Linked DNA regions of Mus musculus: region 2 is linked to region 1. Evidence: chromatin contacts called from ENCODE Hi-C or POLR2A ChIA-PET data. All regions are on one chromosome and are shown on one strand. Each heading gives the region's core, a stretch centred on a gene start or an enhancer-like site at or near the end of the contact. The rest is flanking DNA. Distances are from core to core; before and after follow the strand shown.

What was found. A loop is a pair of places that touch in the nucleus more often than their neighbours do. ChIA-PET counts read pairs that join two places held with the same protein, here RNA polymerase II (POLR2A).
Region 2: a map of heart shows a loop between it and region 1 (9-fold over the local background). The contact joins the promoter of Zfp429 here to the promoter of Zfp953 in region 1. A Hi-C loop is called at or near these places in 8 of 37 maps with a recorded cell type or tissue (ES-E14, Patski, gastrocnemius and 2 more). POLR2A ChIA-PET finds 5 or more read pairs at or near these places in 3 of 5 experiments (all embryonic stem cell).

What each region holds. Positions count from the first base shown.
Region 1 is chr13:67,357,967-67,364,127 of GRCm38, reverse strand. It overlaps Zfp953 (zinc finger protein 953), which reads left to right and starts at 3,556. Exons shown (of 4, transcript NM_001038651.3): 1 at 3,556-3,624. The coding sequence starts at 3,619. It overlaps Gm17039 (predicted gene 17039), which reads right to left and starts at 3,463. Exons shown (of 2, transcript NR_167764.1): 1 at 3,065-3,463; 2 at 1-2,956. It overlaps Zfp456 (zinc finger protein 456), which reads left to right. Exons shown (of 4, transcript NM_001001186.3): 4 at 1-544.
Region 2 is chr13:67,396,016-67,402,176 of GRCm38, reverse strand. Zfp429 (zinc finger protein 429) reads left to right here and starts at 2,410. Exons shown (of 4, transcript NM_001080941.1): 1 at 2,410-2,481; 2 at 5,421-5,547; 3 at 6,038-6,133. The coding sequence starts at 2,446.

The DNA of each region.
Region 1 (6,161 bases), core at 2,307-4,806:
TGGTTGAATTTAAAGCTCATTCCATGGACAGTAACTAATAACTGGTGATGTTAATCAGATGATAAAAAGGAGTATTGGTGAAGGTGTAGCCTCATTGGTAGTTGAAAGCCCAGGATTGAAGAGGTCATGCAAAAGAGTTGATGCATGTCACCATGAGGAGAGCCTATGAGAGGTGATTGGTGAAATTACAGCCTAGTTGCAATGGAAAACCCCAGTGCATTGAAGATGCCAGTACCATAGGATAATCTCCAACAAGTGAAGTACAAATGGAGTGGAACCAGCCAGAGCTTAAAGGGCTACAGAGCACAGAGCTGGAGAATTGAAACTATTCCTTTGGAGGAGTCCTGATTGTGGATCCCAAATGTTGTAGACTTTGAACTTTGCTTTTAAACACTGTTGAGATGGTGATAGACTGTGGAGAGTTTTCAAGATGGACAAAATGCATTCTCCATTGTGTTATAATCAGAGGCTTATGGGCACCAGGACCTGAAATGTGATATTTTGTAAACGTTTTTTTCTCCCATAAACTCATATCTTTGAATGCTAATAGGAAATGGGGCCTTATTGGAGTCGGTATGGAGTTTTAGAGGAAGTGTGTCACTGTAGAGACAGGCTTCCAGGTCATTCATGTGTGTGTGTGTGTGTGTGTGTGTGTGTGTGTGTGTGTGTGTGTGTGTGTATGTGTGTGTGTGTCTTCACGTATCACTACCTATCTCCAATGTGGGACATAAGCTGCTTCTGGCTGACTTTGGATCAAGATGTAGAAGTCTCAGCTTCCTCTCAGGCACCATGTCAGCCTGCATGCTGCCATGCTTCCCACCATGATTATAATGGAGTAAACCTCTGAAACTTCAAGCCAGCCAAAATGGTAGACATGGGGTTCTTGAGAACTGCACTAGGAAGGGCTCTATTTCAGTGGGCTTTTGCTGGTGAAAGTATCTATCTTTTAAAATGGCAATTGGTAGGTGTTTAACAATTTGTGTTATGTTTAAACAGTTAAAAAAACAATATTCCTTTCAAATATCATTGTTTTCTAAACATGAAGCCTTGGTTTTACTTCTTATTGTTATTGTACTTGTTCCAGACAGGGTTTCTGCATTGATATTCTTGAAATTCACTCTATAAATTGCCATCCTCCAACTGAGAGATCCAGCTCTCTCTGACCCCTGTCTAGTCAAAATAGGTGGATGTACCACCATCGGCAGCATAAATTTTCAATTATACATTTTATTTCACTTTACTAGAAATTTGTTTCCGTGTGTGTCTGTCTGTGTGCCTATCTTTTCTACAACTGATGCCTGATGATGTGAAAAGAAGATATCTGATCCTCTAGAACTAATGCTTATATGTGCTTGAAAGCCATTACAAGTGTGTTAGAAGACAAACTCATCTTTTATAAGACAGTAATTACTCTCAACTATTGAACAATCTCTTTAGTTTGTAAGCAAAGATTTTAAAGTGATTTTGTCAAACATGGCACCTATTGGAGAATGTTTCAAAGGGAGAAAACTAAATGGTCAGGATGTTAAAAAATGACAGTAGAAAATAAACTTAAAATGGTGAACTTGGTCTAAACAAACATATTAGGCCTGAATATCTGGTTCCATTAGATGTTTTGATAAGTATGCCTGGGTCCCTAATATTCTGCTGAATTAGGCTCTTCTTTGATCACATGTTCAGGTTGTGACTACACTATGGTAGCTCCTCCTCCTATTGAATCACACAATTACAATGCAAAGAAATGGAGACTGCAGAAGACTTGTAAATGGATGCTGCAACTTCAAGGATGGGCACATCTCACGTGAATGACGACCCTCTAAGGTAGGTGTGCATGTAGCAGACACAAACATAGATGTACACATATACATGTGTAATATAACCAATTTAAGGTTACGCCTTACAAATAAACTCAATTCGGATTAGGGTTATTTCATTTGGCTTTGACAATTACTGAGCTGCAACCCTTAATCTACTCTTCTAACTGCTGTCCTGGCTGCCTTCCCAGTGGAAGTTGCAGTTTCTCCTGGCCACATGCTCATGGTCCGTCTGCTCCAGGGCAGCTTCGTCCTTTTTTTCCCATTCCTCCTCCTTGTCCTGGTGTCTCTTCCTTCTCTCTCTTCTCCACCTCCTACCAGCTAACTCAAAACTCACCTGCCTCAAATCCCTCCAGTAATTGGCTGTAGCCAATTTGATTTATCCAGTAGTTTTAAATCAAGGAACAAGGTTTACACAACAGAACCTTGTAAATGTGAGAAGTCAGTAGAGAGTCTAGACCTTTGAGTAGAGAATTTAGCATAACAAAACATAGCAACACACCGAACCTCAACACATACACATATTAGAAAACTTGCTATGCTCAGAAATTCTGTCCTTGTGGTTGCTGACAATGCCTTCCACTGCAATATTCAGGAGGAGGACAGACCACTCATGACCTCATTCTAAACAGACATGCCAATCAAGTGTCCAGGTGAATGTACTGCTTCTTGACTCTAGTTTCTCTAAATCGAGGAAGGTGTTCTGCATCCATAGGTAAACACACTCCCTGACAAAGAACTCAATAGGGACTCTGCACAGTCTTTGCTCTGAAACAGCTTCCTTTTGAATCATAATATATCAGGGAAGTATGAAGCCTTTTCTGCAATGGGGTTTGTAACTTTGACTCAAGCTTGAACTTCACAGGAATAAACCTTCCCAAGAAGAGATGGGAATTCTCAATATTGTATGTTTCCAGTGTAACTTCTTTAATATACCGACCTCATTTGGCAATGCTATGAACATATTTCTGATACCTTTGTATTCAAGAAGGAATTATCTCGGTGTTCTGCTTCGGAGAAATAACGGAAGTTCAAGGCGGATACCACTGATGTTCAAATATTGCCAAATATGAACGATGACAGGCTCACATGAGAGACGGAGAATTCAATACGGAACATCAAACCTAACACAGGCAGAAATCCTATAATACAAAATGGACCAAGAGTTAGGACATACACCACTGCGATCCCAGGAGCTCTGCTCCTCCTCTTGGGAGAGATGCAGAGGAAAGCAAGTGCTCAGAAAATACCTGATGGTTGCTGGCTTTGAATTCTAAGTCTTTTGTCTTAAGCACCTGATATGCTGCGTAGCAGGCAGGGTCACCAAGGATGGTTTCAAGAGCACCTTAAATTAGCTCTTGCTTCCATATTTTTAAGTAAAGCAAGTCATGAAAGTGCGAGTTTTCCATGTGGTAGTAAGATAGTTTAAAATCACGGTGTTCTAGCAGAAATAACTAAGAAACCTGATAAACATCACTGTGAAAGGGTCGACTCACAGGCTAACATTGCGTGCTGGGACCACAGAACTTTAAATGAATCCAAATGCCCTGTGACTGCCCAAGTGCAGAAGACTGTTTCTTCCCAACTTCAAGGAATCACAGTCAGGATACCAGCAGGTGAACAACCCAGTTCTGTGGGTTCATGGAAGTTCTTCGCACTGATTTGTGGGAAATGTAGTCCGGATGCCTGTGACGTCATCAGAAGGCTGGCCGTTGCTATCAAACTTCCGCATTTGATTTTCAAACTTAACTTCTCCCCAGAGTTAGGCGTCTGTCCTGTTGAAACCTTCGTTTGGATCTCTGACATGGAGGTTGGTGCAGGGAACACCGCAACCTTGCAGATCTGAGGGACTGTGCAGGGTGGCGTATCGGGCACGGAAGGAGCTTATCTGGGCTTGTTATGAGACAGGGCAAGCTGCTGACCTGGAGATGTTGTGCTGACCTAGGCTAGGGAAGAAAGTTGGAAACAACAGGATGGCAAGGGCAGGCTGGGTCTGCTGACTGCTTATTTCTGAGATGCTGAAAGGAGCGCACTCATCTTTACTGGGGAAATATGCTCTGCCTAGCTGACCCGTTCTCACGTGGCTGTAGTCAGATTCTCAGGAGATTTAGAACACTTGGACATCTAGCGCCTCCTATACTCTGTGTTCTATCTAGTACTGGAGTTTGACTTCACAAATCTTCCTAAAGTTCCTAGTGCCAGGGACAAAGAGTCCCGTGAGGGTGATTGTTGTGTGGAATGTTAGTTCCTTTTCCTTTGGAATAAAGTGTTAGATTTATGGATGCCTCGGGTTGAATAAGAACTCAGGATGTATAATCCTGTACCTGAATCACCACAATACATGGCTGTATAGCCACAGAGTAGTCCTGTAATTGATATGAACCAGTGTTTGCACAATCCAAATAATTATGAATTTTGCCCTTCTGCTAAAAAAAAAAAACACTAGACAATAATACTCAACAATTCTTAGTATGTGTTCTGTCCAAAATTTGGACTCCTTCTCAGATATGAGAGATGACTTGGTGAGATGAGAGAAATGGAACTCATGATCTCTGGAAGGGACTGGAATGTCTCTGAAAGAGAAAGGAGATGGCCCTCCTCTGGTCACATGATTTTCTTCTGTCTGTTCACATTATCAGAAATATCTAAATTCTCTTAAATGCACTCTGTCCCTGTATCTGGCACCCAGCTTTACTGCTGCTCACTGGACATTTCTAGAATGATTTCCTCATGTTTTCCTGTGGTTGTAAGAAAAATTCAGAAAGCTCTGGCACACTTGGGGTCTTATAATTTTCACATAGGTTCCTGTCCATGCAAAATGCAGTTCTCCTCTTAAAGGGTTAAGAGACAGTTTAGTCAGCCTTTTGAGTGGCCATTATCTGAGAATACAGACTTAGGTTAATCCAAATTCTGTGCTTCAACACAAGGCAGTTTCATGGTTTTACAGAACAGAGAATGTCATTAACCAAGGAAAATTTAAAATACATTGGTGTGTGTCTCATAGAGTCATCGGAGATATTCTATTTACCTAAGATACCATCTGATGAGGTTTTAGCTTTTGGACTGATAGAATTTCATGTTCTGCCTTGTCAGTGGATTCTGAGAGGTTTTTTATCTATTGTCACAAGCTGTGTGGTCCACTATAGAGTGAGGTAATGACTGTCCCTGAAGAGAAAACCAACCCAAGGTAAGACAGCTAACCCTGAACCTGCAGAATTCCAGGCTCTGCCCCTCCGTGAACTTCCACATGGGCCACCAGTGTCTGCACACAAAGACTCCTTGTAAGAGTTTTGCATTCACAGAGTACACACAGGTTTTTGTGTGTGTGTGTGTGTGTGTGTGTGTGTGTGTGTGTGTGTGTGTGTTTTGCAGGGTTTCTCCTCCACAGCTCCTATCACTATTTTCAGTGATCTTGCTTATATTGTCACTCCTCAGTCCAATTGAGTGTTAGTGAGCCGGAGCCTGGCTTATGGCATTGAAGTCTACTCCCAGAAAGCATGGGCTTCAGACAACCTTGTTCTACTAATGGGATTTTCAATGAGTTTCTTGCCATATCTAGAGTAATAGATATTTCCTAATAAATGTTGCTAAACTGTAGGAAAATTATGAGTATATGAAGTTGGAATCTTGTGCTGCCTTGTACATCAAAACATGTTCCTTACAATGTAGAGAGGGTACAGCCGCATGCTATATATAACTTCCAGGTACCAAATATTCATATATATTTTAAATTAAACAGCTCTATGGCAGATAAGTGAACTTAAGCCTAGTCTGTAACTCATTTCTGACAGCTCTGCTTTTTGAGGAGGAGTCAGGAATCCTGGGGTTCAAAATCACCCTCTCCTTCATAGTCAATTCATTGTGAGCCTAGGCTATTTGAGACACGTGGTTTAAAAAGAATATTAAAACGTAGGGTTTTTTTTTTAATGTGGTAATTACTTCTTCTGGTTGGTCTCAGTTCTGAGCACCAGTGACCTGACAGAAATCCATCCAATTCACTTCTTCTAATTATGACAACTTACAAATGTGCTTTAAGAAGTTGTATCAGATATATTTGAAATCTTAAATCCAAATTCCACTAGCATCCTTCTGTTAATGACTAGTGTTTGGGGATTAGAAACTTGTTTCCACTGACTGTGTGGGAAAGGATTCCCCTCTTTGCCTGGCTTGAGTATTCCTCTGTATTTGCAGGGAATGGTAGTTTTGTTTGCATACTCTTCACGATTATTTTCTGACATGACCTCGTGGTGACTTCTGCTGAATTCACATGAATCTTTTGAGAACAGCACTACTGCTGTTCTACAGATAGAATATGACAGCTTATCTACCACTGTCCTTCGCATCTGA
Region 2 (6,161 bases), core at 1,161-3,660, 39 kb before region 1:
AATCTAATGCATTCACATTTGATTAAGACAGTCTCCACTGACTATCTTTTATGCGTTTATATACCATGAAAACCAAAATCCACCATGGACATGAAGATTGATAATCAGTTATCTTATTTCCTCTTGACAACCAATGTTCATTACCTTCTTTAAATCTTTCCTCGTGCCCTAATAGTTAACCTTTATTATTCTCTTTTCTAAATGACATACTTATTCTAAATACATTTTAAATGTGGACAGATTTTAGTGATCCCTAGCTAGATCCCAAATGAATCCAATAGAGAATTTAAGGTTTATGTGATAAGCTTTATAACACAATAACTGGGCAGTTAATCTATTCGAATCCTCTAAGGTAATCTGGCTACCTCCCTGCCCAAAAACCCTGAGATACTTGTATTTTAGTTTTGATGTTGCTCTCTGGGATTCAGGTGTTTTTCCATGATGTCTCTCCTGGACTGCTTCCTCCTGGCCTGTCCTCTATTCTTCCTTTGTCTAACAGAAGTCCCGCCCTATTCTCTCTTTTGCCTAACCATTGGCTGATCAGCTTTTATTAACAAGTCAGATAATAAGTGGGGAATAATGTTTGCACACACTTGAGAGGGGAGATACTTAAAATAAGCACTACAATGTCATGTCTGGATTACAACCATATATGGGGGCTGAGAAATCAGGATTTGAATAATACAAGGATAATCTTTACACAGCGTACAATAACATTATGCCTGCAATATACTGTACCCACATGAAAATTTCTTCACATATATACATATAGTACTGTCTAGATTAAACACCTAGAAGAACATGCAGTGTTTACCTTTATAAAACTAAGTAATATCAATATCATACATACTATGTCAGTCCATTTCTTAGTAAAATTTGTGATTACAGTATCTTAGATCCAAAGAGCATCTCTCTCTCTCTCTCTCTCTCTCTCTGTAATAAATATTTATATTTACCAAATTGTTTTCCATTAATATTTTCATGGATATCTATGTTGATTCTGGTTGTTTACTGTTGGGAATAAAGAGCAATAAACATGGGGGCACAAATACACCTACATACAGCAAATTATCAGGTTCTCTGAGTATAACCACAGGATTGAATTAGTAGTGAGAGTGCAGAGACTGGTTCCATTCGGTTGAGGTCATTATGGGAATTAATCTGTAAGGTTCCAGTGTTTATTTCAGCACCCATAGTCTATGCTTCTGTACTCTTAGAGGCTACTTTGGGTCTGTGTTCCACAGTGGAGTAGACTCCACTGCAGCTGATGTTTTAGTACCTGCCTTTAGTTCACAGGATCTAAGGAATGGCCAAGGCATTGACTCCATGTGATCCCCTGGCTGTTTTGTGAGCAGTCCCATGTACACTGATTTCTGAGGGCTCTCAGAAAGAAATCCTAGTTGCAGGTGAGGGTGGATACCAATTTAAAATGTTTGTGCTCTGTATACTCTTGTTTCTACAGTACAACTCAAAGCCTTTGCATTTATGTCTCAACTACATACAACAAGTTGGAGAAATGACTGGATGTGTGACCTGCTTTTATTACAGACACCTTTCTACCAACAGATCAACAGTAGTAGTCTCTGTTGGACATAGGTAGCCTGTTAGCTGGTTTTAATCAATGCCTCCTTGGGCTGCTTGTTGATCTCCTTTCCAATGTCTGAGAGTCTGGGGCATTAACTCGGGACAAGAGATTTAGAGGAATGTTAGATAGACACTTGCTTGGGTGTGGCTTGGGAATGTCAAATTTTATCTTCAGAGTCAACCTCCTTGGCCTGCTCAAACAGCATGTGTTCCTGTATATGTAATATTAGCAATGCCCTGGAGGAATTATTTCTATATATTCGAAAAGTAGAAACACAAACAACAGTATACAAGTTTGTTGGGGCAGAAACCAAGCCAGCTTTGTACCGCAAGTCCATTTGTCAAAAGTTACTGAGGAGCTAGGAGCATAGTCAGGCACACCAAGGTTGGTTTCAAACATCCTTTTATAAAGTTACGTTTCCTTCCCACGTAGGTTAGTGTATTGCTTTGTTATTTTAACGAACTACTAAGTCAACGTTTTTTGTTTTTTTGTTTTTTTCAAGAAGTAGTAATATTAAACTTACAACTAGAAATGACTTGTAAGCCATATGTTTCTGTCAAAGGCTCGACTCATATCCGTACATCTCCGATGTGGTTCTGGGGTCCGAAACCAAATGGGGTCGCATTACCCATAGCTTTTCTGCAGAAAAGGCTTCCTCCTTCAACCTTCTACTTTGTGTTACCATCCACGTACCTCTCCAAACAGTAGAAGTCACCCACCCTGGGTTCTGGGATTTCCTTCGCACAGACTTCTGGGAGATGTAGTCCGCACCGCTGTGACCACTGGGAGCCTTCCAGGAAATCCCCTTCTGACTTCAGGTTTGTACTTGTGCCTCTTCCTCAAAGTTGGGCGGAAATCCTATGCGGCTATCTATTCCAGTTGTCTCTGACAAGAAGGTTGGTCCAGTCAGCAGCGTTGCTTGGGGCTCTGTGCGGGGTCTGTGTCAGGGAGGTTGGTTCAAGGAAGCAGCATAGACTGGGGTGGGTGCCAGAGCAGGGCTCTGTCTTGGAGGGAGCGCTTCTGGGCTGGGTGGGAGGGCGGAAGCAGCTGCCAGGACTTGCTGTGCTGAACTGGCTGGGACCGCTGAGGCTGCAGTTTTGGAGTGAGGGGACTGGCCTTTTGGGATTGTGTCCTGAGTGAAGGTTTCCTTTAGAACACCGAGAGCAGCCCGAGTCTGCCTTGGTTCTCTGGTACACTGGAGCAGCTTGGTAGTGGGGGACTAGATTGCAAACTAATGGTGATGAGCTGACTACCTGCTCCTGAGAGAGTGCCAGAGCCCACAGACCTGCATTGCTGGAAACGCGCATTCCTGGCTGCCCCCATCTCACCTGGATGCTGCCAGAGTCCTTTGTGTCTTTAGAGTAAAAGGGTTTCTGGTCCCCGTGTACTCTGTAGCCAGCTTATAGCAATGGCCTTGAGGTCTGACTGTGTTCACTTTTCTCTGCCAGTAAAGAATTAAGAGAGGAAAAATCCGAGGTACTACAGGTGTCGTTTAGGGGAATTCTGGGACACTGCCAACAGATCTGCCTGAATGCACTGAAAATCTTGGACTAGGGTTGAAGAAACGCATGGAGTGGATACACTGGCAGGAATGTCTACAAGGCAGAGTGGGATCGAGACGAGCTCACATCATGTTTCACCTTGAGGGCTGTATTTTCTAAACTTTTGAAAGGACCTCCATCCCTACTTTACAGTTGAGAGTTTTAAAAAAAGAGATAATGTCCGCTTGGCCCACAATGGTTCCGGTCAACATGACATTATCAGGGCTTGGACTTGTTGAAGAAGTTTATGAACATTGTGTATATTTCTGCCAGTGTTTCTGTTATCTTGTAGCTTTGCTGCCCATGGTAATATGAGGTATAAAAGGGCGGTGAATAATAAACTTGAGGCTGCTGTGGTATTGACCAGCAGTCCTCCCAAGTCTATTTCTTGGCTCTGCATCTTTTTTCGGCCTCTCCTGTCTTTAATCCTCACTCCACACTCAGAGACTCTTTGACACTTGGCACAACCTAGGAGTTGCTGCTTCATGATCTGTGTTGTATGTATTTTAAGCACTGTGTAGTATAGACAGGCTGGTAGGGAATGGGGAGTCTGTATTGTTTGGAACCTGATCAGGAATCCATCGTTCTCTTTGCCTCTCTCTCATGTTTACTTCCCATCAATGTCCTGTTAATCTTTAGATCTGCCCGACTCTCTGAAAATTTATCTCTGATTGTCACTGACAGGAGATGCAAGAGTTCTTAAAACATCTGCGCTGTCCTTTCTGTTGCTCTAGACTTCCTCTAGGATGGGCTTCCATTGAGTGGAATGTAACCATCGAGCTCCCAGTTATTGGAAGGATAGGTAGTAATTGTTAATGGGTGGAACTGTTCCTGCCTCAGGTCAGACATTATTTGCATTTCTTTCCCATTGAAAGTGAATTTTGCAAGTCTCTGATTCCCCTGCAATGTTTGCTGTTAATTGTACTGGCTATAATCCCCACAAAACGGTATCCTGTTTACAGGTCCCCGGACCTCCACCCCCAGGGTCTCACAGGAGATTGTACTCAAGACAGCAGACACTTGCCCATGCAGAATGGAGGAAGCCAGTGCTGGCCAACATAGGGAGTGAGCCCCGCAGTTAATTCTCCATTGTGAGCATGCTCTGATTCTCTCACAGAGAGTTGTTTTGGTCTTTGCTCTGCTCTGGGCTCCTGCCATTCTCCACATTGCTGGTTTTCCCGTGGCCTTGGTGATGCAAACATTAAAAAAAGTGTAATCTGCTTTTTCATACTCGTAAAGACAGGATCTTTCTCTACTAGCTGTACAGAAGGTTTCAAGACCTTTCAATTTATTTTTCCCTTGAGAAACTCCTATTCACCAAAGTGCTTCATTATGCCGGTTAATTTTGGAGATGTTCTGGCCTCTTTATTGCTGCTGAATGCTGCTCATTAGACAAAAGACTATTTTCTGCGCAGTCAATCTTTAAAGAAAATATAATTTTGTTGTCCTATAAACTCTTGTGACAATAGCTATTCCCTCTTCCCAAGGGTGCAATCACCTTGCACTTCAGACAGAAGACTCACGGGATTGCAGTTGGATCTGACATGAAGATCTGAACAGGGACGAGTTATCCATACAGATTTAAGGTGCTTTGCCAGGTTCCAAGGGAGAGAAGAAATCAGTAGCCCTGCTTAGCTCTTATACCAGTGTGCCACAGCAATGTCCTGTATGTCATTCCAGCCGTAAAGATGCCACAGTGCCACTCAATATCTGACCTATGCAGAAGCTGTCCAATGGGACTTAAAGCCTCATCAATAGAAGTTACATCATGCTTAGAAGCTGCCGCAGGTGACTTGTTAGGTTGAAACCTTAGAGGGGAACATACTAATGCCATGTTATTAGAGCATCCTAAGATCTCACTGCATTCTGATTGCTTTTCCTTAGACCTACACATGAGTGTGTAGCTCTTACTGTTCAAAGCGCTCCTACACATGAGTGTGTAGCTCTTACTGTTCAAAGCGCTCCTACACATGAGTGTGTAGCTCTTACTGTTCAAAGCACTCCTACACATGAGTGTGTAGCTCTTACTGTTCAAAGCGCTTCTGGCTGCATCAGAGAGAGCTCTGCAGAAAACTGAAACTTAACAAAGCCCAGAGGACTATGTATGATCTTGTGATCTGACCCAATAGGTATGTCTACAATTTCTGCACATACTAGCCAGGGAATATTTCTGGAGCAGGAGCAGTTTGAATATGAGGACCAGAGGTCCATGTCAAAACCAGAGGTTTGCTGTGAGTTTATTGATGATTTTAATTAATTATAGTTGTGATATTATTCATTGGTCTTTATTTCAGGAAATGTTGTCCTTCTGGGATGTAGCCATTGATTTCTCTCCAGAAGAGTGGGAATGCCTGGAGCCTGCTCAGTGGGATCTGTACAGGAATGTGATGCTGGAGAATTTCAGCCACCTTGTGTTCCTGGGTGAGCATTGTATCTATAGAGAATTCCTATCTCACCCCTACCATCAACATGTCTCTTCCCCGCTTTGTACAATATCTCATGGAAGTATTTCAACAATGAGTTTCATACCCATCATTTGAAGAAAAATGAGGGAGGTTGCTGTACAGCTAAGAAACATGTCATTGTTTTTCCTCACTGTGTTTGAAATGTCTGTGTTGGAAGCATGCCTCCTTTGCTCTTGTGGGACTGTTAGAAATGCACCGGCATCAGGCGTGGACCACATTTGTTAATGAAATTGTTTCTCTATTCAGTTTCATGTTTTCCCTCTAAAGAAACTCAGAATCAGGATATTGTACATTCCTTTCTGTATTTTACTGTCCATGTCAGAAACCCTTGAAGGAACTAATTGTCTGCAGTTATTTATTGTATCATGTCTTTCCTTATAAACACTGTACTGAAAGAGAGAGTAAAAGAACACTGAAGCAATCTTAACCTCTTGTTCTCCAAACAGGTCTTGCTGTCTCTAAGCCATTCCTGGTGACATTTCTGGAGCAAAGACAAGGGCCTTGGGATATGAAGAGACAAGGAGCGGCCACTGTGTACCCAGGTATGTAGGAAAGTGGGTGTCAGGGGAC